Linked DNA regions of Homo sapiens: region 1 is linked to region 2. A link is a loop called in an ENCODE intact Hi-C map of the cell type or tissue named here. Cell type or tissue: natural killer cell. All regions are shown on one strand. Links, peaks and the distances in the headings refer to the core of each region. The heading gives the core; the rest is flanking DNA. Region 1 overlaps EIF3B (eukaryotic translation initiation factor 3 subunit B). Region 2 overlaps CHST12 (carbohydrate sulfotransferase 12).

Region 1 (2,906 bases), core at 90-2,589, 53 kb before region 2:
GAGATCAGTACAGTGTGATTTTTGAGAGTGGAGACCGCACTTCCATATTCTGGAATGACGTAAAAGACCCTGTCTCAATTGAAGAAAGAGCGGTGTGTATTTGCTGCTGCTGGGGGCGGGGACTCACCTCTCCTGTATTTCCTTAACAAAGTGGAACTTTGTTTCTATCAGAAAACTGGAAGAGCAGGTGACGTTATATTTTCTTTGAGATTACTTTCTGAAAACAACTTCTTTTATTCCTCTTCCAGCTTTGAAGTAAATCCTGAGAAGTGAACAGGCTTTGTGTATTTCACTTAAGAGTTTGCAGAATAGGCCGGGCGCGGTGGCTCACGCCTGTAATCCCAGCACTTTGGGAGGCCAAGGTGGGTGGATCACGAGGTCAGGAGATTGAGACCATCCTGGCTAACACGGTGAAACCCCGTCTCTACTAAAAATACAAAAAAATTAGCTGGGCATGGTGGCAGGCACCTGTAGTCCCCGCTACTCGGGAGGCTGAGGCAGGAGAATGGCATGAACCTGGGAGGTGGAGCTTGCAGTGAGCTGAGATTGCGCCACTGCACTCCAGCCTGGGAGACAGCGAGACTCCGTCTCAAAAAAAAAAAAAGTTTGTAGAACAGATTCATTGTAGGATAAATTCATTGTAGGAGGGGTCTTTGTGTTTGCCATTTTGTTGTATTAACGTTGGCACTGCCTTTTTCTGCAGAGATGGACAGAGACGTATGTGCGTTGGTCTCCTAAGGGCACCTACCTGGCTACCTTTCATCAAAGAGGCATTGCTCTATGGGGGGGAGAGAAATTCAAGCAAATTCAGAGATTCAGCCACCAAGGGGTTCAGCTTATTGACTTCTCACCTTGTGAAAGGTAAGCTGCTAGAAAAACACAGGGGAGTCTATGCATTTCACCCCATGCCAGCCTTCTACAGGTGATCTTTCATTTTGTAGCATTTCAAACTTAGTAGAAAAATACGGGAGTATGCAGAACGCTAATAAGCTTTTTACTGAGATCTTCTCACATTTGGTTGCATTTACGTCATCATCTCCTATACAGATATTTTTTCCTGAGCCATTTGGGAGTGAGTTGAAATAACATGTCCCTTTAGCCCTGAATGTGTATTCCTAGAAATAGGATTTTGTTAGTGTGACCATAGTGTGGGTACTGACTTCAGGGATTTACCATTCATTTAATACTTCAATGTATTGCCATATTCTGATTTTGTTACTTGACCTAATAATGTTCTGTATAATACTTACTTTCCTTCAGTTCAGGATCTAGTCTAAGGTCACGTATTTTACAGATAATAAATTGTCCTTCCTCTATCACCCAGGCTTGGCGCCACCCAGTGGCACCATTGCAGGCTCATTGCAACCCCAGCCTCCCAGGTCAAGCGGTTCTCCCACCTCAGCCTTCCTGAGTAGCGGGGACCGCAGGCACACGCCATGACATATGGCTAATTTTATTTTTTGTAGAGATGGGGGTCTCACTTTGTTGTACAAGGTAGTCTTGAACCCCTGGGCTCAAGTGATCTCCTGCCTTGACCTCCCAGAGTGCTGGGATTACAGGCGTGAGCCACCGCACCTGGCCGAGCCGTGATTTTTGATCTAGCTAATCCGGCTGTCGGAGGCCTGCTAGGGAAAGGGGCGGTTGTGGGAGGCAGTGTGAGGCGAGCTGGGGCCACTCTAGGGAAAGGGACAGTTGTGGAAGGCAGTGTGAGGCGAACGGGGGCCACTCTAGGGAAAGGGGCAGTTGTGGAAGGCAGTGCGAGGCGAGCTGGGGCCGCTCTGTTTTCGCCCTCATGGGTTGTGTCTGCCTTCCCCTCTGGTGTTGTAAGGGACCGTCTGTTACACACTTTGTGTGAACTGAGTAAGCAGGTGCAGTAGCTCCAGACAAGCCAGCAGTCAGGTAAATCATGGCTGGGAGGAGCCCCCAGGCTCTGAAGTTTCTATCAGACCTGTGCTGGCTTTCGAACTGGATGGGACTTGTTTTTTTGTTTGTTTGTTTGTTTGTTTGTTTTGTTTTTTTTTTTTTTGAAACTGAGTTTCATGCGTCGCCCAGACTGGAATGTAGTGGCACGATACCAGTTCACTGCAACCTCCACCTCCCGGGTTCAAGCTATTCTCCTGCCTCAGCCTCCTGAGTAGCTGGGATTACAAGTGCCTGCCACCACGCCCGGCTAATTTTTGTATTTTTAGTAGAGACAGGGTCTCACCATGTCGGCCATGGTTGGCCAAGCTTGTCTTAAACTCCGGACCTTGGGTGATCCACCCACCTCGGCCTCCCAAAGTGCTGGGATTACAGGTGTGAGCCACTGCGCCCAGCCGTATTTTTTTAACTTGTTAGTCTTTATTAAACATGGGTAAAGATAGAGTTCCACACTGCGCCACCCTCTGGATCACTTAGCAGCCTTGTGTGGGATCGGTGAGATCTTCTGTGCTGATCTTGGAGAAACCGGAGCGCCTGCAGCGTATTGACACCAGAATGAACAAGCGCCGCTGCTTCCCGCTTCCGCTTGGGTCTCTTGGGGCCGGGCAGTGTGGGGTTTGGGGAGAGAGCTGGTTCCGCGAGTTCTGACGGCGTGTTCTGGCCGCACAGACAGACTGTGATCCTCTCGTGAGAGGAGGATAGTGTACAGTGTTGCCCTTCTCTTCTAGGTACCTGGTGACCTTTAGCCCCCTGATGGACACGCAGGATGACCCTCAGGCCATAATCATCTGGGACATCCTTACGGGGCACAAGAAGAGGGGTTTTCACTGTGAGAGCTCAGCCCATTGGCCTATTTTTAAGTAAGTGGACCATTGTAACGAGCTCTGTAGCCTTTGTCTTTTCATGGGAATACCCTGGCACTTTTGTTTTTCTTAGGTGGAGCCATGATGGCAAATTCTTTGCCAGAATGACCCTGGATACGCTTA
Region 2 (2,906 bases), core at 309-2,808:
AAATTACTTTATCTGGGAAAGAAAAGAAGGCAGCTTTTCTTTTGCGTAACTTGGTTGTTAAGCTTAACTTTCCCTTTAGCTTGGTGAATTCGGGGTCCTGAGATTTTATTTTTCTTTTGCAATGTGTATACAAAGAGATTGATGATAAGAAATTGGCTCACACAATTACGGAGGCTGAGAAATTCAGACCCTGGAGAGCCAATGGTATGACTCCAGTCTGAGACGGAGTCCAAAGACGAAGACCAATGTCCCAGCTCAAAGACAGGCAGGCAGAGAGAGTTGATTCTCTTACTCTACCTTTTTTTTTTTTTTTTGAGGCAGAGTCTTGCTCTGTTGGCCAGGCTAGAGTGCAGTGGCGTGATCTCAGCTCACTGCAACCTCTGCTTCCTGGGTTCAAGCAATTCTCCTGCCTCAGCCTCCTGAGTAGCTGGGTTACAGGTGTGCGCCACCATGTCTGACTTTTTTTTTTTTTTTTTTTTGTGATGGAGTCTCACAGTGTTGCCCAGGCTGGAGTACAGTGGTGTGATCTTAGCTCACTGCAACCTCCGCCTCCCAGGTTCAAACTATTCTCCTGCCTCAACCTCCCATGTAGCTGGAATTACAGGCATGTGCCACCAGGCCTGACTAATTTTTGTATTTTTAGTAGAGACAGGGTTTTACCATGTTGGCCAGGCTAGTCTCGAACTCCTGACCTCAACTGATCCGCCTGCCTTGGCCTCCCAAAGTGCTGTGATTATAGGCATGAGCCACCACACCTGGCCTTACTCCACTTTTCTGTTGTACTTGGGCCTTCAGTGGACTGGCTGAGGCCCTCTCATACTGGGAGGGCATCCGATATCTCAGTTCACCCATTTGGATGTTACTCTCCTCCAGAAACATGCTCACAGACGCAGTCAGAGTATGCTTAACCAAATATCTGGGTACCCCACGGCCCAGTCCAGTTGACACATAAAATTAGCCACGTATTACGTGACCTTTTTGTGTGATCGATGTCAGTTCTGCTGTAACAATGTGGAAAATGCGCTTCTGGGGGGCTTAATATAGATCTGGCCATGTGGCAGTGTCTTCCAGAGCAGGATGGCTGTGGTCACGTCACGGTGACACACAGCTGAACACGAGTGAGCTAAGGCCATAGCTGTCTGTGCTAGCTGCCTTTTCTTTCTCTAGTGTTTTGCCCACAGTCAGCATGAGTATTTGGACCAGTGGCCTTGCGTGGGCAGCCGGCATGGACTTGCTCCCTGGGGCTGCAGAGTCTGCCCCTGGCTTCATGCCCTGCATGTTGTGTGTGAGCAAAGAAATATTTAACAGCCCCACCCGGAGCTAAGACACAACTCTGTCAGCCTAACCACAGTGTTTGCGTTTAAACCTAACCTAATAATTTTCAGTGCCATTTATGAGGGCATCTGACACAGCCGCCGTGGAAAAGCACCTCCACCGCTACAGTTTCCTGGCGGATGATGCTTCTAGGTGAAACTTTGCTCTGTGGGTTCCCTTGCTGGAGGCAGCAGCCCACGGTTGGTGTGCCGCAGGCGGGTTATACGTCTGTTCATCTGAGATGCCTCTGCGTGCTCTGCTTCAAATCACAGGGGGCTTTTTGTTGAAACACTGGGAGATTTGCATTTGGAAATCATGTCCTATTTCTTTTTAATGAAAAATTACTTTATGGCTTCAGTGTTGCCCATGATGTGTTTTGGAAGCAGGTGGGATCATGACCGCAGTGCTCAGCCCAGCGGTTCTATCGGACCCTTCCCTGAATGCTTCTCTCCTGCCCAGAAGGTAGCAAAAGTCACGTGGGCTTCAGGCCGGAGCTGTGTCAGTCACTGGGCCAGACATTCTTGTATGTCCAAGCTGTTGTTTCTGTTGCTGTTGTTGTTGTTTTGTTTTTTGGGATGTGGTCTCACCCTGTCACCCAGGCTGGAGTACAACGGCACAATCATAGCTTACTGCAGCCTTGACCTCCTGGGTTCAAGCCATTTTCCCACTTCAGCCTCCAGAGTAACTGGGACCACAGGTGTGTGCCATCATGCCCAGCTAATTTTAAAAATTATTTGTAGACATGAGGTCTCACTGTGTGGACCAGGCTGGTCTTGAACCCCTTGGCTCAAGCAATCCCCCTGCCTTGGCTTCCCAAATTGCTGGGATCACAGGCATGAACCACCATGTCTGGCTGTCCAAACCGCCTTTTAAAATTAAAACTTGGCTGGGCGTGGTGGCTCATGCCTGTATTCCCATCACTTTGGGAGGCCGAGGCAGGTAGATCACTTGAGCCCAGGAGTTCAAGACCATCCTGGTCAACATGGTGAAACCCCATCTCTACTAAAAATACAAAAATTAGCCAGGCGTGGTGGTGCACACCTGTAACCCAGCTACTCAGGAGGCTGAGGTGGGAGGATCACTTGAGTGGGGAGGTTGCAGTGAGCCAAGATCACGCCACTGCACTCAAGTCTGAATGATAGAGTGGAACCCTGTCTCCAAAAAAAAAAAAAAAAAAAAAATGGCTGGGCATAGTGGCTTACGCCTGTAATCCCAGCACTTTGAGAGGCCAAGGCAGGTGGATTCCCTGAGGTCAGGAGTCCGAGACCAGCCTGGCCAACATGGTGAAGCCCCGTCTCTACTAAAAATACAAAAATTAGCCAGGCATGGTGGTGGGAGCCTGTAATCCCAGCTACTTAGGAGGCTGAGGCAGGAGAATCGCTTGAACCCGGGAAGCAGAGGTTGCAGTGAGCTGAGATTGTGCAACTGCACTCAAGCCTAGGCAACAAGAGCAAAACTCCGTCTCAAAAAAAAAAAAAAAAAATTACCATTGTAACCATTTTTAAGCATGCAGTTTGGTGGTGTTAAGCACGTTCACATCACTCTGCAGCAATCACCACCCTCCAGCCCCAGAACTATGTTCATCTTGTAAA

Evidence for each region. Hi-C counts contacts between places; a loop is a spot of excess contacts. Peaks named below come from ENCODE experiments on the same cell type or tissue, not always from the same donor. Only the 100,000 strongest peaks of a DNase experiment are listed, where the experiment ranks them.
Region 1: a loop joins it to region 2, with 5 times the contacts of the local background. A loop is called at or near these places in 31 of 110 quality-filtered maps.

Annotation. Positions count from the first base shown.
Region 1 is chr7:2,363,669-2,366,574 of GRCh38, forward strand. EIF3B (eukaryotic translation initiation factor 3 subunit B) reads left to right here. Exons shown (of 19, transcript NM_001037283.2): 5 at 1-92; 6 at 704-861; 7 at 2,649-2,780; 8 at 2,857-2,906. Among named protein-coding and RNA genes, the nearest start is that of EIF3B, 10 kb to the left of the region's middle. In natural killer cell, for the core only: a CTCF peak has its summit at 1,328 (motif pointing left); a DNase peak (open chromatin) is centred at 1,343.
Region 2 is chr7:2,416,929-2,419,834 of GRCh38, forward strand. The region is part of intron 1 of CHST12 (carbohydrate sulfotransferase 12); the gene reads left to right. Among named protein-coding and RNA genes, the nearest start is that of CHST12, 15 kb to the left of the region's middle. In natural killer cell, for the core only: no CTCF peak of the experiment used is centred there; a DNase peak (open chromatin) is centred at 1,453; H3K27ac peaks cover 1,987 bases.